Linked DNA regions of Homo sapiens: region 2 is linked to region 1. The links are chromatin loops, found by intact Hi-C in ENCODE. Cell type or tissue: PC-9. All regions are shown on one strand. Each heading gives the region's core, and the rest is flanking DNA. Links, peaks and the distances in the headings are about the cores only.

Region 1 (12,459 bases), core at 2,411-10,410:
AGTGCTAGGATTTACAGGTGTGAGCCACGGAGCCCGGCCCAGCACAAGTCTTTTATCTGTTGTTAATCTGATGTTATTTAGTGGAACACTTCAGATGCATTCATAGAATTATACATTTTACTAAATATATCACAGCTTGAAATATAGTTTCCCCATTTTTATCAGCTTTCATAGAATTCTTAATTGATTTTTAAATGGCTAATATTGCTTATAAAAAGTAGTTGATCAAGCTCTTAAATTCCTATTTCTGAGTTCCTTGTTCTAGTTCACACTAGACCAGAGGTCAGCAAACTTTTTTCATATAAATCCAGATAATAAATATTTTAGGTTGTGTGGGTCCAGTCATCACCGTCATAACTGCTGTTGCAGTGTAAAAGCAGTCATAGAAAATAAATGTGTAAACGAATGAGTATGGCTGTGTTCCAATAAAATTTTATTTATGGACAACAATATTTGAATTTTATGTAATTTTCACGTCACAAAATAGTCTTATTTTGATTGTTTTTCAACTTTCACAGTGGGTTGAATTTGGCCTGTGAACCGCAGTTTGCAAACGCTGCCCCAAACTCAAAGTCACATCGTGAATTGTATGTCACGTGTCTTCAGGAGAAGAAATTTGAAACAAATCCAGAGAGAATTGTGTTTTACCTTAGTTACTCCGTTACTTAGTAGTTATCAGCTATGTATTAGACCAGTCACATATCTGTTAAAATCAGATATTTGATTCTAAAATATCTCAAGATTAGTTCAGAAACCTTGAAGGTAAATAAATGAAGGACCAGGAAAAGACTTCAGCTTAAAAGTATCAGGTTTTTAACATTTTTGTTACAAATTGGATTTGTTTTCACTCACTTGGATTTTTATCTGCTTACTTTGAAACAGTTCATCAGGTGAAATCACTCTAGAATTATTAGGTCAGCTTCTTTTATTTTCATTTTTCTTCAGAGGCCACACTTCTGCGGAAACAACATGCCCAGGAGGAAAGATGCTTTATATTTCAGTTGTGTTACATATAGGTCAGACATTACTGTTTTGAACTCCAAATAGTATTCTCACTTTATAGTTGTATTTGCATTTTTATTATATTATTAATACATATTGCTTGAAACAAGCATGGTTTTTGGTTGTCAATCCTTTTGTTAAAATATAACTTTATTTATTGTTATTATTTTGAGACAGAGTCTCACTCTGTCACCAAGGCTATAGTGCAGTGGCATGATCTTGGCCTACTGCACCCTCTGCCTCCCAGACTCAAGCGATTCTCGTGCCTCAGCCTCCTGAGTAGCTGGGATTACAGCCATGCACCACCAAGCCCAGCTAATTTTTGTGTTTTTAATAGAGATGGAATTTCGCCATGTTGACCAGACTGGCCTCAAACTCCTGGCCTCATGTGATCTGCCCGCCTTGGCCTCCCAAAGTGCTGGGATTACAGGTGTGAGTCACCGCACCCGGCAAATGTAACTTTACTTTGAAGACTTTTGTCTTAATGGGATTAGAACTGCATTACCATTTAAAGATGAGTTTCTGCTGGTTCCCATAGAAGTGTCAACATTTTTCTACGCAAATTTTTTCTTTTTTTAATTTGAGACGGAGTTTTGCTCTTACTGCCCAGGCTGGAGTGCAATGGCGCAATCTCGGCTCACTGCAACCTCCGCCTCCCAGGTTCAAGCAGATTCTTCTGCCTCAGCCTCCGGAGTAGCTGGGATTACAGGCATGCGCCACCATGCCCGGCTAATTTTGCATTTTTAGTAGAGACGAGGTTTCTCCACGTTGGTGAAGCTGGTCTCGAACTCCCAACCTCAGGTGATCCACCGCCTCGGACTCCCAAAGTGCTGGGATTACAGGCGTGAGCCACCGTGCCTGGCTTCTACCTAAATTTTTTAGTACTTTGTATACTATCTTGTCCCTCTTTTTGTGCTTCCTCTTAAACTTATGCTAGCTTGGATAAAAATGTACTTTAGGAAGTCTCCTGACATGGGAGAAAACAATTTTGAAAGCTTCAACATACAACGTATTTTGTGCTTCATTTCAGAGTAAAATTTTTCCCAAGGTATTTTGTTTTTCTGGGACTATTGTTAGTGCATGTTGTTTTTCCTGTTTTATGCTTCTTTTCAACCTGTTTGGTTTTCACTAAGGGATTCCAATGGGTTTTTTTTCTATTAGCATAATTACCAATGTTGAATGTCACCTGGGCATAACTACTTTTCCTAACCCTGTCATACCATTGCTATCTCTTAGCATGTTTTCTCAAGTGAGAAAATGTCTTGACTGAATGGCCTTCTCTTCTTCATTTACTCATTCTCTATTCACTCTAGATTTATCAAATACCTGCTCTATGTGAGGCACAATACTAAGCACTCTGTACATACGTGTATTTTTTTTTTTTTGATGTTAGAGCTTCATCACTGCACCCTTTTTTTTTTTTTTCCCCACAAACAAGGTCTTGCTCTGTCAGTCAGTCTGGAGTGCAGTGGTGTGATCATGCTCACTGCAGCCTCGGACTTCTGGGCTCAAACAGTCCTCTTGCCTCTTCCTCCTAATTAGCTAGGACTACAGGTGTGCACCACCACACCTGGCTTTTTTTTTTTTTTTTCTTTTCGGAGAGACAAGGTCTTGCCAAGTTGCCCAGACTGGTCTTGAGCTCCTGGCCTCAAGAAATCCTCTCACCTCAGCCTCCCAAAGTGCTGGGGTTACTGGCGTGAGCCACCATGCCCAGTCTTCACCTTCTTTTGTAGTCCATCCCCTTCTACTATTCTCTTCCTGCTTTCCTTTCACTTCGACTTTTCCATTTCAGGCTTTTAATTCACTTGACCTCCCCCTACTGCCCTCTGCCACTTGCCTGCTGGGACTGCTGCCCATCATCCCTCTCAATGCTGCCTATCATCCCTCTCAATGCTGCCCATCATCCCTCTCAATGCTGCCCATCATCCCTTTCAATGCTGCCCAGGCCTCTAGCTCCTTCTCCTCCTTGAAATTGCAGGGGCCTGGGGGTGTTTGTACAGTGGCATTAGTGCAATGAGGTGGACTTAGTTAGATAAGTATGGGGAATGGGAGTTCCTTTACTCTTGCTCTGCTGGCTCCAACCCAGGGCAGCTGGCTAAAGCAGTCCTTAACCATGAGGATTTCTTCCAGGGTCATGCTTCCAGTTTTTAGTGAAGGATCACAAAAAATGTTTAGTGTCGTTCCATTGATTTTTTTCCCCCCTCGATTGAAGCTTTTTGAAATGTTTTTTGAACTGCCTTTTGTGTCAAACATGCCTTGTCTTAAAATGTCCTGTATTACTCTGTCCACACTGAATTACAGGCACACCTTTCTCTCAATTCAATGAGAGAGTTTTCAGTGTGATGTAAAGAATTGCTTTAGCTTTCTGCCAGGGGACTGTGTCTACCCTTATAGATGACTGTTTGAATTCAACATTTTGTATTAATAGTTGGGCATATTCATAGGTTATCAGAACTGGAAGGGACCTGAGGAATTATTTCACTTTCCTGTTTTACATGTGGAAACTCAAGGCTTAGATTGATGAATGCAAAGCTCGTTGTCACATGAATGAAAATCTAGGATTGGAATTTGAGTCTCCTAACCCCAAGCTTTTGTTGAATCAACTGATTTTCGATAGTGTTTATTCAGAGAAGAGATATGAATAAACAATGTCCTGTGAGATGATAAATTCTGTATTTTTTCAAGCACCTGGAATATTGATTCATGTCTCCCTAAAATATCTCAATGTTACTGAGACTAAGTGCCAGTGGTCAGGTATGCTTACTACACCAGTGATTGTCAGGTATTCTGCACAAAGGATATATTCGGCTGTTATTCACTTTTGTTATGCTTTTCCTCCTTTAAGAATTATCACTTTGCTTTTTCCCTCCTGGTCATAAAGAAATCATAGTTTTAGACCTTAAAGTGTGATTTTAATTGTCCTGTCATCTTGATGGAAATAATCTGATTTTCTTGACTCAGATTAGGAATTTTTGCTATCACCTTTTCTTAGCAAAATATGATTAATCAGCAAAGTTCTGTAGAATGAAGAATTACTTCTGTTTTCACCAGAAAACTCTTGAACTGTTCTAGTGAATTCAGTCCTATCCCAGGCTGATTCTAGATAGTTCATCTTTGGGTTAGATTATATGTCGGATGAGGAAATGGGTAGATTTGGGTGTGGGTCTAGGCCTGCGAGTGTTTGTGTGTGCATATACACATATAGAAGTAAAATAATTGTAGACGTGCTGCTTTTTGGGGGATGATCTTCATCAGGTCCACAAAGCTGCTTCACCATTTCCTGGAGAGATGGTCCTTTGGCCTTTCATAGTGGTAATTTTAGCTTTCCACATATTTCTGTAGATGAATGTATCCAGGCAGTGCATTGGTATGAGTTACCTTCTCCCTCCCACGTGGAGGAAGGTGTTGGAGGTGACAGTTCTCACGATGTGTAGCTTCCCACAGCCATTTTGGTAAATAGGCTTATCCATAGGCACTGTGGGGGCTTTAGTGGAAATCTTGGTGATGCCTGTAGATTTCGGTTTAGGGATCCGTGCTGGGATTCTCTGCTTGCATACCTCCTTGATCTTGAATTAAACAAGAGAACAAAAGGTAATTAATGGTACAGTTGGTGGAGAAGTAGAAATTGTTTAGGACATGGAGTCAGTTTGGAGGATTTGGCTTTGAAAGCACCAGTTTCTGGGGATGTATCAGATCAAAGATCGTCAGGTTGAAGAAAAGAATGTCAGTAAAGTAATCTGGTGTGTGTTGAATGTGTGCTGTGTGCACAGTTCTTGATAGAGATAGTGGTAGATACAGAGATGAATAGATATTTGGCAATCACGGTGTAGTAGGACATATACAAGAGTAGTGTCCCAAATTAATCTCAAAGAGCCATGAGATTGCCAGAGAAAGGTTAATTTCGAATGAGATTGTCTTTAAGAGTGCTTCATGAAGAATATGGCATTTGACTTGGGCCTTCAGACTTTTAAAAGTTTTCACAGTATGAGTGAGATGGGCAGCTCCAATGATGATTAGTGGAACAGCTTGGTAGTATGTATCAAGAGCCTTATGAATCTTTTCTAGGATGTAGAGAGGCAGTCAAGGATATTTGATTTTAGCATTGTTTATAATGATGAAAAATGGACAGTTAAATGAATAGGATGTGTTAAATGAATTATAGTATAATTATGACAACATGCTTTGTTAATGAGGCCAAAGCTTCAGGAAAACGTTTACTTAGATATGTTAAAAGTAGAATTTAAAACTGTGTACATGCTTTAATTATTTACATGTGAAGAGAAAAATACTAAAAGAAAATGCACCCATGCTATTGGTTGTTAACCCTGATTAGTGGACTTACAGGTACTTTTGATTTTTCTTACATTTTCTGTGTTCTCCACATATTTTATAGTAAGTATGCTATGAGAAAAAGGAACACTAAATTGTTTTAAAAGACGAAAAAGGAAGGAAACAACTTGGAGATCAGGACATTTCTGTGAACAACCATATTATCCAAGCCATGAGCAGTAGAAGCTGCAGTTGAAGTCAGTGACAGACTAATCAAGTCTGCTAATATTGTGACTATAGCATTAATAATAGCCTTCCCAAGATGGATTTCTGTGATGTCCTGTAACTTTATCAAGATTTAGATTGGGTCTCCAATTTAGTGTTCAAAAATCTATGTTGGGATCGTCTTTAAATTGTAGATTTCTGAATCTTACTCCTATGCATTGTAATTCATTGGTTTGTGGATATGTCCAGCAATTCACATTTTTAATAAACTCTCAGAGTGATTTCTTCAACTCAGGTGGTTGGCCTACCACACTTGGAAAAGTGCTGCCATAATTGAACTTCCTTTAGATGTAAGCTTTATTTTTTCTTCACCTGGAACTCTAGCCTACCTGGGTATGCATAGTTCAATACTGTGAAAGGCCGAGACAGATTGGTATGACACACAGTATTGGTGGAGCTCGTTTCTTTTGAGCAACACTGATACGTGTTGGTGAAGAAAATGTGGCTTGGAATGGTGGTCACTGATACTTTCAGGCCCAGCTGCCTGAAGGTTACTGGGCTCCTACTTGTTTCTACACCATTGATGTGCAAGCTTTTGTTTTCTAGGTAACTCCATTTTCATTACGTAGTTTTTACCTCTAGATGGCAGCAAAGGCTTGTTATTTTATCAGAACAACCCCAATTGTCATTCCTAAATCTTTTTTTTTTTTTTTTTGAGACGGAGTCTCGCTGTATCACCCAGACTGGAGTGCAGTGGCGCGATATCGGCTCACTGCAAGCTCCGCCTCCCGGGCTCCCGCCATTCTCCTGCCTCAGCCTCCCCAGTAGCTGGGACCACAGGCGACCGCCACCACGCCCGGCTAATTTTTTGTATTTTTAGTAGAGACGGGGTTTCACTGTGTTAGCCAGGATGATCTCGATCTCCTGACCTCATGATCCGCCCGCCTTGGCCTCCCAAAGTGCTGGGATTACAGGTGTGAGCCACTGCGCCCAGCCATTCCCAAATCTTTAAAAAAAAAAAAAAAAAGGCCTAGCGCAGTGGCTCATACCTGTAATCCCAGCACTTTGCGAGGCTGAGGCGGGCGGATCACTTGAGGTCAGGAGTTCGAGACCAGCCTGGCCAACACGGTGAAACCCTGTCTCTACTGAAAATACAAAACAGCCGGGCGTCGTGGCGCACTCCTGTAATCCCAGCTACTTGGAGGCTAAGGCAGGAGAATCGCTTGAACCCACGAGGCGGAGGTTGCAGTGAGCCGAGATCATAGCATTGCACTCCAGCCTGGGCCACAGAGCAAGACTCTGTCTCAAAAAAAAAAAAAAAAAAGTTGTTTTTTTTTTTTTTCTTGTATGACTTATCCTTGGACATGTTTCAGTAAATGAGGTATGGAGCATTAAAATGTGTCATCTCTTGGATCATTTTTATAGAGCGTTATGTCAAATAGCTCCAAGAAAGTTTTGTCCAAATTTGGAATGCATATTGCAAGAGAAATACATGCATATGGCTCTTTTAAGACCACACAGTGAATGTTCTACTCAGAGTTGGAGGCTCCTGGGTTTCATCAAAGAGCAGATGTCTTGGAGGAGATTAAGCAAGTTGGAAAGCTCATTCATAGAAGAAAACGATTTTTTAATAAATGCTTAACCCAGTTCAACATGAAGACTGGGATTTGGAATGCCTTAAAAGTCTGAAGGATGTTGAGTTCAATGAGGCAGAAGAAGTGGTTCCACCTAGGGAGCAGTAGAAAGAAGAGGAGTAAATTTGTGGAATATATTAAATTCTAAAAGTGTTGGTTTGTTTTATCCATAGATTCTCAAAAGAAACCTAGCAATCTAGAAGACTCCCTGGTTACAGTGAGTTATTAGAAGGCATTGAGTCATAATGAGCAAAAGAAGTATGGAAAGGTGAAGTGTTTTCAGTTGTATTCAAAGTCTCAGTTCTATAGCCCAATTTCTACATGACTCTTTTGTTCTTCCACTTTATCATGGAGCACAAATATACCAGAACAAAATCAGCATTTATGGAGAAACTATCAGATCTCAGACAGCTGGAGTCAGGATGTTTCCTTTTCTCTAAAGGAAATTAATTTTGTAAGTGCTTTGAACTTTTTGATCTGTATTGACAACGTGTTGTGTAAGAAAGCAGTGTTTTCTCAGGAGCGGTCCTGACTCCAGGGACTGCATCACACCTTAGCTCTAGAGGTTGAGAAGTTGAAGACTCCCAGAGACCTCTGGTCATTTTGATATGTGGTAATTGAGGTGGTGTGGGACGGTGGTTGGATTCAGGGCTGCTCACTCCCTTGGGGACTTAGCTGTGGAATGCTTGGCCAAGGCCATGTGTTATCAGAATTGACAGTGTTTTTGTAGTTTTGTTTTTATCTCAGTGTTTAATGGGAAAGTATATAAGCAATGATGATGGATATGGTGATGAAAAGAAGGAAATGCTAAACTGAAGAAAAATATATTTGAAATATTATTGCCTTCTTTTCTTTTGTCTTTTATATTGTTTGACAAATCACTGCTAATTTATGGGGAGTGGTGGAATGGAAATAAGAGATAATGAATCTGGCAGCTAGCCCAAAATTTCATAATGATGCTTTGGCTTTTTTCTCTTGATTTTTCTCAGAGCTCCCCTATTAAACAATGAAACTTTATCACTACAAGTTTTACGCTTTATACAGGAAAGGGTCTTTCAAAGGAAAGCTGTTTGATTTTATTAGCTCATTCTCATTAACCTCCTATGAGAGATCATTTGGTTTTGAATAGTGTTCTACTTCTATGGCTTATATTAAAGAGTTGTCCAATATCTGATGCAAAGGTTAGAGTAAATAGGTGCCTTTATTCTGTAATGTATCATGGTTTGTGGTTGTACCTAGTCACCTCTCAATCTCTCTTTCTGTGGAAATTATACAGTCAGCAGTGGGGGCAATCCAAGAATAAACATTGAAATAAAGTTTTCAAAATCGCTCCAAACCCAGTTGCCCCCACTTTGTGTCAGACCAAGCATCAGATGTAGCAATACTTTGTTAAAATAAAATATACTAACCTTAAATACTTGTCTTCCTCATTTGTTCTCTTTTTATCCATCTGTGAACTTTTTTCCTTTTACTCAGCTTTTCTTTTTTTGTACCCTTTCCTCCCTCCCCTCTCCTGTGTCTTTCTCATTTCTTCATTTGCACCCACTTAATTGTTTTAGTCATTCTCAGGCTTACATCTTATAACAGCCTTTGGGTAGTATCTAGAGCACAAGCCGTGGAGCCAGTCTTGGGTCTTCATTCTAGTTTTGGCACTAACTAGCTGTGTCTCTTTGAGCAAACACTTTACCCATGTAAACCTCAGTTTCCTCTTTTGTAATCTTCATCTGGGGATTGAAATACCTACTTGTAAGTTTTCTTTGGGGAGTAGAGATATTGTGTAATAAAGTCCCTGGCCCATCTAAAGTTTCGGGTGTTAGGTGTTCCTGTTGTGATCATCATCAGCATCATCTTTGTCTTTTTCCTTATATCACTTCTTAAGATGCCTATTTCTTGGTCATAATCCTAACTTCTTTGATTGTTTTACCTTTCTTGTTTTCCTGCTTTATCTCTCAACTTTCCTCTCTCTCCAATTATTTATAGGCAATATGTTGCTAAGGGTGGGAGTTAAGGCAGCTGAATAAGCAGCACTGATTCCTGGGCTATACTTCTAATCACCTTTGACCCAGAAAAGGCCCACTCACATGTCCTTTATCCTCCTTATGCTACTTTGTCTGGTCCTTGTGAATCTTTCTTTTTTAGAGTTCACCCAGAGACATTATCTGTTCTTTCCTGTTTTCATGTCTTTTGTTTGAAAAATGCAGTAGTTCTTTTAGATCACCTGTAAAGTCCTTTGGCTTTGACATTCTGTGATTCTGTGAAAAGGACAAATGCAGGCCAGCTATGGCTACCAGGTGCCTTTATTAGCCATATGAGCTTTTGTTGAGCACCTACTATGAGCACTATTTAAGTCCTGGGTAGAATAGGACCATGGTTCTTAAATTTTATATGCCCAGAGAGCCTGTTAGGATGCAGAATCCCTGCAGTGGGAATTAATAGGTCTGGGAATGTGAAACTCTGCAAAGTCATATGTGATTCTGATGAAGGTGGTCAATGACTGCATTTTAAGAAACATTGATATAAGGAGTTCAAAAATAAATGATAGCTGATTCTTGCTTTTGAGATGATAGCATAGGAGGGGTAACAAATAATTATGAGGTAGAATGACGTGCAATAATAGAATTACAGACAGCAGTTTTGGAAACTCAGTGGAAAACTAAAAAGTAAGGAAGGTTTTCCAGAGGAAGTGACACATGAGGGATGAGTAGGATTTTAGTATGAGGAACAAAGGAAGAAGAGTATTTCAGCCCTACAAACAGCATGATCAAAGGTAAGAAGGCCCAGTAGTATGTGGGAGGATAGTTAGTATGGTGTCCTGGTGAAGATGTGAGGGTATGTCCAGAGTTTCAAAGGGAGATGAAACGAAAGATGAAGGCCATGGTAGAAGGTTTGGACTTTGGGCACTAAGCAATTTTAAGTGCTGTTTTCTGGGAGGCTGGAGAATTGCTGTGATCAGAATGGTATTTAAGGCTGGATTATAGAGGTGAGGATTTAAGTGTAGTAGATTAACTATCTTACAGTACCATCTGTCCTAAATTCTGGGCTTGGGGAGTAGTAGTACAAATAAGTGGGGAGGACAGAGAAAGAAATAATATGACAGAGTGGAGGATGAGCAGAGAAGTGGAGAATAGTTCCCAGATGTTGAACCTGAGCAGTGGGGAAGGTGATGGACCATCAATAGAGGCGAGACAAAGAGCAGTTCAAGAAAGATAGTATATTGGGTTATGGGCGCATGCTAAGTTTGAAGTGTATAGTTGGGCCTTCCATGTGGAACTGTTTGGTAGAGTTGAAATTTTGGAGATGTTGCTTTGAGGATCGTGGTAGAGAAATTGTTGATACTACTCAAGTGCCTGAGACAGCCAGAGAGAAAAATGTAATTCCCACTCAACTGCCGCTCTTTTCTTCTCCCACCATAGGTACTTCTACATCCCTTTCCCAGAGCCTGAGATGAATTTTGTGGGACCCTACCATGTGCCCACATCCTCTGCACAAGGCCACTCTATCTTAATGATAAGAATATAACTAGTTCTGAGAACAGCCACCTAAGGAGGCATTTATTCCCATTACTTGAACAGTACATAGTGATTGAACCACTATCCAGGGAGTGATTGGCTTGCTAGGGGAAAGGAAATCCTGCACCTCTCTTCCAGTAACCTGGCTGGCCCCTCAGCCATTGTGTCTGAACCAATCAGACAAATTACATAAACTTGTACTCGCAGAAAGGTTTGCCACTTTGTGGCACAGAGCCATGCAGTAAGGACAGGATAGCCTCCCTAAAGCGTATTTCCTTCCTTATTGGCAGTCTGAGAAAAACCTGGAATAGGACCATATTTGATAGGTTTGGCCTAAAAAAATAGTAATAATCGTCCATTGTTCTCCCTAGTCTTCTCATTGTCCTTAGAAGCTATAATCAGCAGCCTCAGAAGCATTTATATTTTTCAGTTTCTGTAATTAATACATACTCTTATAATCAGGAAATTTCATATGAAATAAATGGGCTGCTTATATAAATTACTATGAGAGCTGTTCTTCTCAGCATGATCCGTACTCACTGATTCCCTCCCTGTTGCCCTAAAGGAATAACTATCTGCCTCTTGTGTTATGGAACTTTTGAGGACCTCTTGCAGTTTTTAGTTAGCTCCTGTTTATATAAAACAGTGGTTTTCTGAGGCTTCAAAAGTGACTGATCTCAGGCACAGTGAATTCAGGCAAGAACACCATGAAAAGGCATAAGAATAGAAGAAGAATAGCTTTTTCTAGTTAAAGAGAAGAGAGAAAAAAAAAAAACAGCCAAACCACTAATTGTAAAGGATAATAATGCATTTTTGAGGAATTACTTTGAGTTGTTTGAAGAGTGTCTGTGTTGATGCAGATTATTGTATTGTGAGGGGAGACATAGGAGCCAACTTGACAACTTTCCTTTGCAGTGGCAGTTTTTACTTGGGATGCTTCCTTGGTTTACAGTTTTGTACTCCTGAATTTGGAGACTGACAGGGTTGAACCCCAACACTTCTCCTTCTGACCTGGGAAGATACATAGTGATTATTTCTAAAAAATGATTTTGGGAGTGCCAGTCTTATTAAGTTACAGTGTTCCTTGAGAAATAGAAATCCAGATTTAGAGTGTACCATCTGGGAAAATTTTCTGTTTCTGCAAAGGCAGAATCACACCAAATGTGGCCTAAGTTGGTGGTGCTTGTCTTTATAGTGGCTGGACCTTGATCCCTTGATTGCCTTTTCTGAAAGTCTTGGGTCATTATCATAACTGTCAAGGCAGCCACCTACTTATAAGCTCAGATGTGCATGGTTGTGATGTTCCTTCCGTGAATCATTTTCACTCACTTCTGATGCTTTTCTATCCCATCATCTCTGAGGCTAATCAGGTACCTCCTGCTCTGCACATATTGATTGCCTGTCCAAGCTCATTCTTCATGCTTGGCATTTGTGCCCTTTGCTTATAGAATCTTACCTTAGGATAAAGTGGACACTGACTGCACCTTTTGTGTTCTGAGAACAGTCTCCTAATGAGAACATGAGCTTCTCTTTGGACTTGCTTTCTCACATCTCCTATCCCAGGTCAGTCTTCCCCGTGCCTGCCCATTTGTGTGGGGCTTGGCTTCTCACATTCATTATCTCTTGTCACCCTAACAGTGGCTTCAGGGAAGCAGGTGGAGTTGGAAGGAGAGGCAAATCACTCTTGGCTATGGTGATCATGGGAGGTTTCAGAAGAGGCGAGCATTGATACAGACCCTTCAGTGTGGGTCTTACTTCACTTGACAAGAGATGAAAATTGTGTCCATGTAGAGAAGTGGGGAGGAGAAAGCCCTGCATAT
Region 2 (12,459 bases), core at 3,033-11,032, 1.4 Mb after region 1:
ACTTACAGTATTTGTTACCAAAGATAAAACTCAAATTTTCAAACTAAAATTAGAATATTAGAAAACTTGTGTCCACCACAGTGAGCTTGACAGCCTCCCAATGCTTAGACTTCTAATGAGATTAGTAGTGTGATTTCTTTTAGACATTAAATAATGAAATGTGTCCACATTTGGAGGATCTGAGTAGCTAAGTAAACCAATATTTTTCAAATGACCACTGCATGATGTTACAAAATCATGCATGGGTAAGAGATTACTCAGCATGGAAGACGGACCAATGGGTTAAAATGTAATAGAGTATGCAAAGTTCATGATATGGTTTTAGACTCCACATCGCAATCAACCTTAAAGAAACTACCACTTGTTAAATTTTGATGTAGTATTTCAAAAGACTACTCACAATTATCTGAAAAGGCTATAAAAATACAATTCCTTTTCCAACTGTCTATCTGTATCAGGCCAGATTTAGTCTGGATACCTTAATTTTTAAAATCATAACAAATTGAATGCAGAATAAAGTAAGAATCCAGCTATCATTTTGTAAGTCAAACATTAAAGATATTTGCAAAAATGAAAAACAATGCCACTCTTCTCTCTCACTTTCTTTGAGGAAATCTAGTTATTTTTTATTTAAGAAATTAATTATGTTAACACATAATGTGTTTATTATTATTTTAAAGGAGTAAATAAAGTTTTTGTAATTTCTCAGTTTTAATTTCTAATATGGTAAATATTGATAGCTATAACTCACATAAACAAAAGCTCTTCAAAGCCTTCAATAATTTTTAAGACTGTGAAGCCGACCTGAGACCAAGTACCACTAGTCTACCCTTTGGCCACCAGAGCAGGGAACAGAACTAAAGAGGTAACAAGGATGAGCTCAGCCACAGTAACCCTAATAATGGTGTCAAGTGACCCTGAAAAATGCAATCTGAATAATCTTTTCAATGCCCTCTTCCCAGGGAGAGGAGGTCCCAGCACTAAGGCAGCTGAGATGAGGTTTGGAGGAGGTAAAGAGGTACAGTCAGGACCCTTCAAACCCTGGGAGAGCCCATCACATGTCCCATGAGAGCACCAGCACTTTTGACACTTACCACACAGACGGCATCAGTTAGCTGTTCAGGGTTAGCTAAAAAAGCAAGGACAACCAATAAAGTGCAACATTTGTCTCTTTTCCTCTCTCTTATCAAGGCTCAAACCAAATGAGAAGCTAGAGACTTAGAAGAAGAGGGAGAATTCCAGAGGAAGATCACATACTCCCACAGTGAGGGGGGCACAAGACTGAAAGAGAAAACCAAGACCTACCCCTCCCACATCAAGTCCCTCTAGCTACAAATCTGGTTGGTAATGAAAACGACTGAAACTTTAAAATTGGAACTTTAAATTCAATAGATCCTCACTAACCAAAGGATCTGGAAAGCTACTGAATCCATCCATGATATCATAAGGAATCTGCTTTAAGTGGGTGGAAAATTAAGGAACAGTCCCCAAGATCACCCTCATTTCTGGCACCAATTGTAAGTTCAAGGGTTCCCAAGACCACCCTCAGATTTGGTAACTTGCTAGGACTCACAGAACCCACTGAAATCTGTCATACACATGATTATGGTTTATTACAGTGACATGATACAGATTAAAATCAGCCAAGAGAAGAGAGGCATGGGACAGAGTCCAGGAAAGTTCCACTCATGCAGCTTCCAGCTGTCCTCTCCCAGTGCAGTCGCAGACAGCATTAACTTGCCCAGCAACAAAATGGGACGATGCACACTGAGTACTGCCAACCATGGAAGCTCACCCCAGCCTCCGTGTCCAGAGTCTTTATTGAGGCTCTAATGTATACAAGATAACTGCTCACATAACCAGTAACACATGACCAAAAGCCCCCACCTTAATCACACTGTTAGACTATCCAGTGTGGACCAAGGCCCCCAGGTAAACAAAGACATTTTTAGCAGCAGGACATTTCAGGGACTCAGAGAATTCCTCCCAGGAATCAGTGCAAAGACCAGATCTCTCTTTAGGTTAGTTTTATTACATTATTATTATCATTATTATTACTATTGAGACTGAATCTTGCTCCGTCACGCAGGCTGAAGTGGCAGTGACAGCTCATAACTCGCTGTAACCTCAAACTCCTGAACTCAAGCAATCCTCAGCCTTAGCCTCCAGAAAGTCAAATTCTTTGCTACATAGTGGAGAAGGGAGATCCAACTTAATGAAGCTAGTGGTAATGACTGGCAAAAAGTAAAACAACTTCATGTTTGTGCTTCGTCCACTGACCACAACACATAGTCTTTACCCTTCTTCCTTGTAACCTAACTTCCCTCCCTTGAGCCTCGGTCGGCACTGGCCTGAGTGCCTGTGCATTAGTATAGCCTGTGCATTGGTATAACCTACACATATGCCTCCCATCTGAGAATGGAAAACACCAACTAGTCTAGGCAGAATCAGGCAGGAGTTTATGCAAAACCCCTTATGATAAAATTCCAACATGACACCCACTCATTTTGATTAACAAACTCTTCTTAAAATATATCAGGAAAGTTAGGATTTTGGTATATGTTATTCAAGCTTCTGTCATTAGTTTTATCTTACTGTTTTTCATCCTGAAAGCTGGATTAAAACAGTTGTTTGTAGGAAATAGAAACTAAAATATCATGAATCACAGAAGGTTTCTCCAAGCAGGCGAGTCTTTGAAGCCACTTCTGTTGCTGGCTTTTCTTACATATATATAATAGTGTCCAAAGCTCCTGGAATCTCTCAAGAGCTACCCAGAAAAAAAATCTTCTCAAGTGATAATCATTTAGTAGTGTCTGCCTGGATCAACAAATTTAGGAAGATTCTGAAGCCTTACCTGCGCTCTGCTTGAAAACGTGTGGTAATGCATTAGTAGGGTCAGTCTTGGCCACTGGAGAGGATGATAGCATTAGTACCTTCTAGTTCTCATTCTGATCTAATATTTAACCTCGGGCCCTGACACTGCTCTTGGGGAAGCTGGGTCACTTGCAAATCCTTCAGTTAAAATCCGTGGTTCTTCATCCTTGCCCACTCACTGGCCAATCCAGCCTTCCCATCTGTTTCTCTCCTGGTGATGTTTCACTCCTAGTGATCCAAAGACTATACACCATCCATCAAGCACCACTGGCTCTGAGGTCAAGCGTAACAATTGCTCCATCACAGTTGTGCTTTGGGCCAGTTCCTCAGCATGTTCTGAATACCCTGACCCAGAAAGGAGAGGGCAGAAGTAGGACTTAATTTCTCCAGAGCAGTGCTGTGCAAGCATCTCCACCCCTAGTGACCCAGGAGCATCCATTTTTACCTTCAAGGTTCTGAGCATATTGCTACCAGCAGCATCATTTGTGTGTTTACTATGTGCTAAACATAGTAAACATTAAGTACCTTTAATGCTCACATCAACTCTATAAGTTACATATTAACATCAGCTCCACTTTATAGAAAAAGAAACTGAGGGATAAAAGGATTTAAAAATTTGTCCAAAGCCAAGTGAAGTTTTTGTGGTTCACCTGAGTCCAGAGATTGTACTTTAAATATTACATTATATTGCTCACATCTTGCAAAAAAAAAAGTCATGCACAGTAGTGTTCTGTGTTTAAAAATAATTCAGATTTCATATTCTATTCTATAATAAATCTGGGTGTGTTTTAATATAAAAATTATATTACATCTCATACACTGCGGTAAAGTTGATACTCCCACAAAAGAAGACATGTTTATCCTGAGGCTTGATGTTCCCCTTGGGGCACAAGTACACTGAGAGAGAAACAGCACCAAGGCATTGGATTTTGTTCTACCTAATGATAAAATCTGTAAACTCAGAAAGCTTATGTTATCCTCCATACATCCTTGCTACATGTGAGACTATGAACAACGGGCTGGGAGCTCAAAGAGAAAGAATGGCTAGAATACTCTAGGCAAAAAGAAAAAGAGGAATATTTTAGTTTGAATAATAAATATGCAAGTTGAAAACATTTGAAAATTACCCCACTTCTTACTTTTATAGAGAAAACAGAGGACATAATCATCATTCACCATAAGGAGCTCATTAAATATGGTCCTATATAAATGATCGTGAAGGTAGTTACTTTTTGAAAAGCTACAGGCTCCACTTTTTCCACAGCCCAAGACCCCAGGGCCTTTGTCCTGTCATCTTTCCTAACATCAGTGACACGTTTTACGTCTAAGTACTTAGAGGTAAAAGTTTTACTTTGTCTCAAATCCTCATAGGCATCAACTTGTAGGCTTAATTGCAACAATGCATTGCGTTACATATAATAACAAGCATGAAATAACATATAGCATATGTCAGCAATATATTCTATACTGAGGCCAAATTCCATAAAAGTCAGTTCTCTGGGGATAGGACTGCACTGTATCTGCCACATGATGTAACACGAATACCTCCAGTTGTGTGTCATCTCCTGAGGAATGTGATATTAATCTTCACTATTTGATGAGTACCCTTCTGAAATGTGTATAATTTTTTTAACTTTTATTTTAGGTTCATGGGTGCATGGGCAGGTTTCTTCCATAGGTAAATTTGTGTCAAGTGGGGTTGTTGTACAGATTATTTCATTACCCAGGTATTAAGCCTAGTACCCATTAGTGATTTTTCCTGATCCTCTCACTCCTTCCACCCTCCACCCTCCGAAAGGGCCCATGGTGTTTTGTTCTGCTCTGTGTGTCCATGTGTTCTCATTATTTAGCTCCTATTTATAAGTGAGAACATGTAGTATAAAACCACATTTTCTTTATCCAGTTATCACAGATGGGCATTGAGGTTGATTCCATGTATTTGCTATGATGAATGGTACTGCAATGAACATACTTGTGTATGTGTCTTCATAATAGAATAATTTATATTCCTTTGGGTATATATCCAGTAATGAGATTGCTGGGTCGAATGGTATTTCTGTCTTCAGGTCTTTGAGGAATTGCCATACTGTCTTCCGCAATGGTTGGACTAATTTATACTCTCACCAACAGTGTATAAGCATTGCTTTTTCTCAACAATCTCACCAGCATCTGTTATCTTTTGACTTTTTAATAATAGCCATCTGACCGGTGTGAGATGGTATCTCATTGAGGTTTTGATTTGCATTTCTTTAATGATCAGTGATGTTGAGCTTTTTTTACATGATTATTTGCCGCATGTATATCTTCTTTTGAAAAGTGTCTTTTCATGTCCTTTGCCTACTTTTTATGGTGCTTTTTTTTTCTTGTAAATTTGTCTAAGTTCCTTATAGATGCTTTGTCAGATGCTGTATCAGTCTATTCTCACACCTATAAGGAACTACCCGAGACTGGGTAATTTATAAAGAAAAGAGGTTTAATTGACTCACAGTTCTGCAGGCTGTACAGGAAGCATGGCTGGGGAGGCCTCAGGAAACTTACAATCGTGGCAGAAAAGCGAAGAGGAAGGCAACACATCTTGCACGGTCAGAGCAGAAGAAAGAGAGTGAAGCGGGAGATAGTACATCAAACAACCAGATCTCATGAGAACTCTATCACGAGACGGCACTAAGGAGATGCTGCTAAACCATCAGAAACCACTCCCATGAGCCAATCCCCTCCCACCAGGCCCCACATCCAACACTGGGGATTGCAATTCCACATAAACTATAAAAACGCCAAGAGTAATTTAAAACTATAAAAAAGCAAGAGTAATTTTAAAAATCCTCATAGAACTTTCAATCTGGAAAGGATCTTGGATACTACCAAGTTCAAACTACACCCTGAGTCCCCAGCCCCCATTTACAGATGAGGCCACCTAGGGCTCAAAACATTAAAGAACTTGCCCAAGGACACATTACTACCAACCCGCAGGACCAGGACTGGTACTATAGTTGTTAAAGTCCTCCCAGTCCGAGACTCTTTCTGCTTTCCTATATATTCCATAATTTAAATACTGATACAGCATCGAGCAGGGGTTAGCAAACTTTTCCTGTGAAGGACAAGACAATACATAATTTAGGCTTTTCAAGCCATATGGTTGCATATGGTCTCAACTACTTAATTCTGCCATTGTAGCATAAGAGCAGCCATAGGCAAAACATAAGCAAATCGGTGTGGTTGTGTTGAAATAAAACTTAATTTGTAAAAACAGGTGGCAAACTAGATTTGGCCTGTGGGCAGCAGTTTGATGATGCCTGGTCTAGAGAAAAAGAACTGTACTTTCTCAGACTTTTGATTCACTTCCTTCCTGTATTACTCAGGCTATGGCATGAGTGAGTGTGGAAGAACAAGGTACATTTTGACCCATCCCCAAAGCTCCTAGAAAAGTTAGAAAACCCTTCCCAACCCATGTCGTAAATCATTAAAATCACATATACGCACATCCCAGAGAGAGAAAGGGTGAAAGGGTAGGGATACAGGCTAACGGGTGAACATTCTGGTAGTTAATCAGCTGCCTCTTCTACTTACTAGCTATTTACTTAATGAGATCAAATCAAGTGGCCAAGCTTCCTTGTTTATTGGTATCTAGGGGACTCATTAACTACCTATAAATCTCTGCTGCTCTCTGGTGGTAGAAGACATTCGAGAGAAGTTGAATACTGTAGAATTCAGCAACTGAGTTCCCAAAATGTTTTGGACACTAAAGAACTAAATGAGTGAGATAGAGTATTTTCAAACTTACTAAACAAAATCATAATTGAATCCTTGAAATATTTCTATGAATGATTTTCCTTCATCATAAATCCTCGTTTTTTTTTTCTATCAGGCCCAAACATCAGTTTTTCTGACAACTGAAGTTTCCATTATTTTTCTTTCTCTAAAGCAGGAGCATCATAACTAATAAACACTGCTCAGAAGAAGCTTTAATTCTTCCAGAACTTTCAGATAACGCACAAAAAGGTGTAGCAGAGAGTCAAAGGAGATTAAGCATCCATGTGGCAGCTGACAGCAAAGGGAATTTTAATGCAAATGACAATTTCAACTCGTGCATGTAGCTGAACATCAGCAGATTTTACTTCTCCTCAGTGCTGGTTTTTTTTTCTAGTGCCTTAATCACACCAGAGAAGCTGAGAACCCCATCTTCAGTTTTCTTGTCACTGAAAACTGCGCTTCAGGGATGGGTTGACATTCTACACCAGGAGACTAGTCAGACCACTATTTTCATATCAGTCAGTGTATGGCTCCTGGTGGCTCAAGCCAAACTTGGGTGGAGAGGTTCCAAAAACCGGAGGTAAGGAAGAGTAGGAACAAATGAGCTTGAATCTTTTATGGGCCCAGGGGCTGTGCCTATCTTACCCGCTGTGGTTAATACATTCCAGCTCCTGGAACAGAGACTAATACATTGCAGGGACTAATATGCTTTTACTAAGTGAGTGAGGAAATAATTGAATGAAACACTAGTGTTTATGAGAGTGGTTTATAGGCTATATAGCACCCTATAAGTAATCATTGCATTCATACTAGAAGTAGCAAAGGAGTGAATTACAAATCAAGAGATAATGGCAGGAAATAGCACATCTAATACGGAAAGAAGTTCTTTCCAAACCCACAATTTCATGTCTCCTTTCTCAGTATCACAGCATCACAAAACTTAGGGATTAGAAAGGATTTTAACACTTTCGTTGTCCAAACTTCCACTGACGCTCTTTATTCAGAGTTCCACAATATTACCACCAAATGGTAGTCACCCACCCTCTGCTCAGACACTTCCGGAGACAGGAACTCAATGTCTGCAAAGACACTTTGTATTTTGGATGGGGAAGGGAAGTTGAAGCAGTAGGGAAGTGTTGGAAAAGGAGATTCCAGAGTTGTGCTGTTCAATAGGTCGTCACTATCCACCTGTGACTATTGAGCACTTGATATGTGGCTAGTCCAAACCGAGGTGTGTTGTGATTTTTGAAACCTTAATACAAAAAAAGATGTAGAATATCATTAATTCCTTATAATGATTACATTGTGAAATCATAATAGCTTGTATCCACTAAGACAAATATTTTATTAAAATTAATTTCACTTTTTTCCGTTTACCTTTTTAATGTGGTACTAGAACATTTAAAAGTATGTATATGGCTCACATTATATTTCTACTGGGTGGCATGGGTCGAGAGAACACATTTTGTCTTTCTTTCAATTCAGCAAAACAAATAAAATGTCTTTAGGAGACACTAATATGGAAACTCTGGTCTGCTTTGAGTATGAAAATCAAAATCCCTACTCAATAATTTGAATCCTGTCCCCTCTGTTATGGTGCTTGTGTCTGTGTCTGTTCTTGGCTGTGAAATGGAAAAAATATTTTCTTCTTTTCCTTATCTCTACAGAGAGTCATAGACTCATCATGAGCCTCTCATAATGACAGTCTCTTATTGTCCTGGAAACAGTGTACAAGGAGAGCTGCCTCAGCTCAGTGAAAGGAATGGTTTTTTTTTTTTTTTTAATTATACTTTAAGTTTTAGGGTACATGTGCACAATGTGCAGGTTAGTTACATATGTATACATGTGCCATGCTGGTGTGCTGCACCCACTAACTCGTCATTTAGCATTAGGAGATATACCTAATCTCCCCCCTCCCCCCACCCCTCCCCCCTCCCCCCACCCCACAACAGTCCCCAGAGTGTGATGTTCCCCTTCCTGTGTCCATGTGTTCTCATTGTTCAATTCCCATCTATGAGTGAGAACATGTGGTGTTTGGTTTTTTGTCCTTGCGATAGTTTACTGAGAATGATGATTTCCAATTTCATCCATGTCCCTACAAAGGACATGAACTCATCATTTTTTATGGCTGCGTAGTATTCCATGGTGTATATGTGCCACATTTTCTTAATCCAGTCTATCATTGTTGGACATTTGGGTTGGTTCCAAGTCTTTGCTATTGTGAATAGTGCCACAATAAACATACGTGTGCATGTGTCTTTATAGCAGCATGATTTATAGTCCTTTGGGTATATACCCAGTAATGGGATGGCTGGGTCAAATGATATTTCTAGTTCTAGATCCCTGAGGAATCGCCACACTGACTTCCACAATGGTTGAACTAGTTTACAGTCCCACCAACAGTGTAAAAGTGTTCCTATTTCTCCACATCCTCTCCAGCACCTGTTGTTTCCTGACTTTTAAATGATTGCCATTCTAACTGGTGTGAGATGGTGTCTCATTGCGGTTTTGATTTGCATTTCTCTGATGGCCAGTGATGATGAGCATTTTTTCATGTGTCTTTTGGCTGCATAAATGTCTTTTGAGAAGTGTCTGTTCATATCCTTTGCCCACTTTTTGATGGGGTTGTTTTTTTCTTGTAAATTTGTTTGAGTTCATTGTAGATTCTGGATATTAGCCCTTTGTCAGATGAGTAGGTTGCGAAAATTTTCTCCCATTTTGTAGGTTGCCTGTTCACTCTGATGGTAGTTTCTTTTGCTGTGCAGAAGCTCTTTAGTTTAATTAGATCCCATTTGTCAATTTTGGCTTTTGTTGCCATTGCTTTTGGTGTTTTAGACATGAAGTTCTTGCCCATGCCTATGTCCTGAATGGTATTGCTAGGTTTTCTTCTAGGGTTTTTATGGTTTTAGGTCTAACGTTTAAGTCTTTAATCCATCTTGAATTAATTTGTGTATAAGGTGTAAGGAAGGGATCCAGTTTCAGCTTTCTACATATGGCTAGCCAGTTTTCCCAGCACCATTGATTAAATAGGGAATCCTTTCCCCATTGCTTGTTTTTCTCAGGTTTGTCAAAGATCAGATAGTTGTAGATATGCGGCGTTATTTCTGAGGGCTCTGTTCTGTTCCATTGATCTATATCTCTGTTTTGGTACCAGTACCATGCTGTTTTGGTTACTGTAGCCTTATAGTATAGTTTCAAGTCAGGTAGCATGATGCCTGCAGCTTTGCTCTTTTGGCTTAGGATTGACTTGGTGATGCAGGCTCTTTTTTGTTTCCATATGAACTTTAAAGTAGTTTTTTCCAGTTCTGTGAAGAAAGTCATTGGTAGCTTGATGGGGATGGCATTGAATCTATAAATTACCTTGGGCAGTATGGCCATTTTCATGATATTGATTCTTCCTACCCATGAGCATGGAATGTTCTTCCATTTGTTTGTGTCCTCTTTTATTTCATTGAGCAGCAGTTTGTAGTTCTCCTTGAAGAGGTCCTTCACATCCAAAAGGAATGATTTTCTAACAGAGCTCTCCAGAGTGAGAATGATCAGCTTGATTCAACCCTACCCCAGTAAGTGAACTCTACATTTTATAATATCTGAAGTATCATCACAGCTAAAAATAGGAAAGGAAGAAAATGTTCTCAGAAACTCCCTGATAACAAAACAATAAATCTTAACCAATCATTATAAAAGTGTACTATTATTTTACCATTTGCCATAGCTTACACATATAAATCACAAGGAATAATTATTGAGTTGAAAGTGCCTATGATATTTAAGACAAGTGTAATCCTTAAGTAATACAGTGATAATTCTATTCTTAAAAATCCATTTGAGTATCATTTGACGTTGTACCTGCACTTTAAAAGTTTGAGTCTTTTTAACTGGTTTGTTGAACAGGCTTGAGACAGTAGGTAAAACATAAAATAATTTCACTTTACTTATTTTACTCCATGTCATGAATGTATGAATGTGTGCATGCCCTGTATCTCCCATTAGCTTTAGAGAGAAAGCACCCCCCCTTACACATATCCCCCACCACACACACGAACACAAACACACACACACACACAGGCTAATGGCTCAACTCTAAGGATTTTCCCTCCTCCAGTATTCAGACTAAAGAGATTTGGGTTGGGGTGAGAAGAGTCTGTATTGATTTGGGCAGAGTCAGATTTGTCCCCCCTTCACAAGCCCTAGAGGGTTATCTTCTCCAAAGCTGTGTTTTCACAAGCCCTAGAGGGTTATCATCTGCTTCAAAGCACAACAGAATTTGGCAACTGAAGTGTCCAAACTGTCAACTATGAAAAACGGTTTTAGGCAATACTTGAATTGCCATGTGACCTTAACACAGCAAATAACATAGGAAATGTAAAAAATGCATTTTCTGACATTTACAGCTATTAAACTTTAAGTTTAGTAACAAAGTGATTACAAGTGATTGCGACCGTCTTTAGAGGCTTTTAAGATCAGAAAAAAAGTCTTATCTATTTGAGCAGAATATTCCTTTTGACAGCAATAAAACTAAAGAAATTATCTAAGCTCCTTCTGGCTAAAATTTATGTTGCTAAGTTATTTCATGCAGACTTTCAAAGAGTGAGAATCTTCTTATCTTTAAGAATCTTTTCTTAAGGGTATTTCTTTCTATATTAGGGTGCAGAATTTGATTGGACTGCTGAGATAAGCGCTGTTCTATCAGTTTTAGGGCCAGGCACTCCAGGATACCTAGTTTGATTTCCTAAAGAAAGAGCAAACAATTCATTCTTTTATATGAGTGGGGAAACACAGCAGTGAGGTTTCTCTGCCAGGCACATGACCAAGTTCTCTGACCACCTGTAATCACAGTAGAAGTAGAGACTTCTCCTCATACTGTTCTACCAGAATTTGGCCCAACATAATTGAATAATTTTTAAAAGTTTGATACAATGTAGCTCTTTGGTTCTCACACTTAGCAAGCATCAGAATTACATGGAAAACATATTAAAATACACAGTGTTTGACCCCATCCCCCTAGCTTCTGATGCAGCAGGTCTGGGGGACATCTGAGATGTGCACTTCGGGAATGGACCCAGACAATGCTGATGCTACTGGTCCAGGGACACAATTGGAGAACGACAGATCTACATACAGATAATTATAACGAAGAAGTGCAGAGAGAAACCTGAGCAAGAGCTGTTCTTTGAGAATTCTGATTGAGGACTCCTTTCCAAATACAGATTTAAACAACTTATTGAGGTCATTCTGCAAACTATTAAACCTGAGCATAAAAATATGGCCCAGAAAGATGGGTTTTCCATGCCTGATTAAATGAATAACTTGCTAATGTGGAGCATAACATTTGACTTAAAATATAGCCATTATGCAGGGTGATCATTTCCAGCAGGGAAAGCCCTAGAAAAACAAACCGTATTCCTCAAACTTCAATCAGTGTAAAAAACAATTCTCAATTCTTTTGTGGTTTATAAGCATAATGGTTGGGTTTTTATATGCATGTGTGAAATGTACTTCCCTCAAACCTTGTTACAATGTCAGCACATTACCCACCTGACATGAAAATAATAAAGTAAAATAATTATCCTTTCATCATTCAGTGGCTCTTTTTGTTTCCGTAATATATATTTTATGCTTAAGTATACTTAGCTTCAAGTATCTTCATTTTTTCTTTTTAATAACTTAATCAGTACCAATGCTTCAAGTAACTTTACAAGAATAATTTTGCAATACTATCAAATACCTAGGATTTATATTTAAAATCTGGTTCACCTTGAAAATCTAATGATCTTCTAAATTATGTAAGTTTTTGCAGTGGTAGTTAGGATAGGACTTGTAACTTTTATAAGA

What was found. Peaks named below come from ENCODE experiments on the same cell type or tissue, not always from the same donor. Only the 100,000 strongest peaks of a DNase experiment are listed, where the experiment ranks them.
Region 2: a loop joins it to region 1, with 23 times the contacts of the local background. A loop is called at or near these places in 2 of 110 quality-filtered maps.

Annotation. Positions count from the first base shown.
Region 1 is chr3:99,826,038-99,838,496 of GRCh38, forward strand. The region is part of intron 1 of CMSS1 (cms1 ribosomal small subunit homolog); the gene reads left to right. It overlaps FILIP1L (filamin A interacting protein 1 like), which reads right to left. Exons shown (of 6, transcript NM_001387850.1): 6 at 2,774-4,568. The coding sequence ends at 4,377. All of the region lies in intron 1 of LOC105374010 (a long non-coding RNA gene), which reads left to right. Among named protein-coding and RNA genes, the nearest start is that of HP09053, 8.4 kb to the left of the region's middle. In PC-9, for the core only: a CTCF peak has its summit at 6,114 (motif pointing right); a DNase peak (open chromatin) is centred at 6,164.
Region 2 is chr3:101,189,768-101,202,226 of GRCh38, forward strand. It overlaps LOC124906356 (small nucleolar RNA U13), which reads left to right and starts at 12,065; the gene lies at 12,065-12,168. RefSeq lists an enhancer at 8,572-9,073. In PC-9, for the core only: CTCF peaks have their summits at 6,541 (motif pointing left) and 6,742; DNase peaks (open chromatin) are centred at 4,424 and 6,494.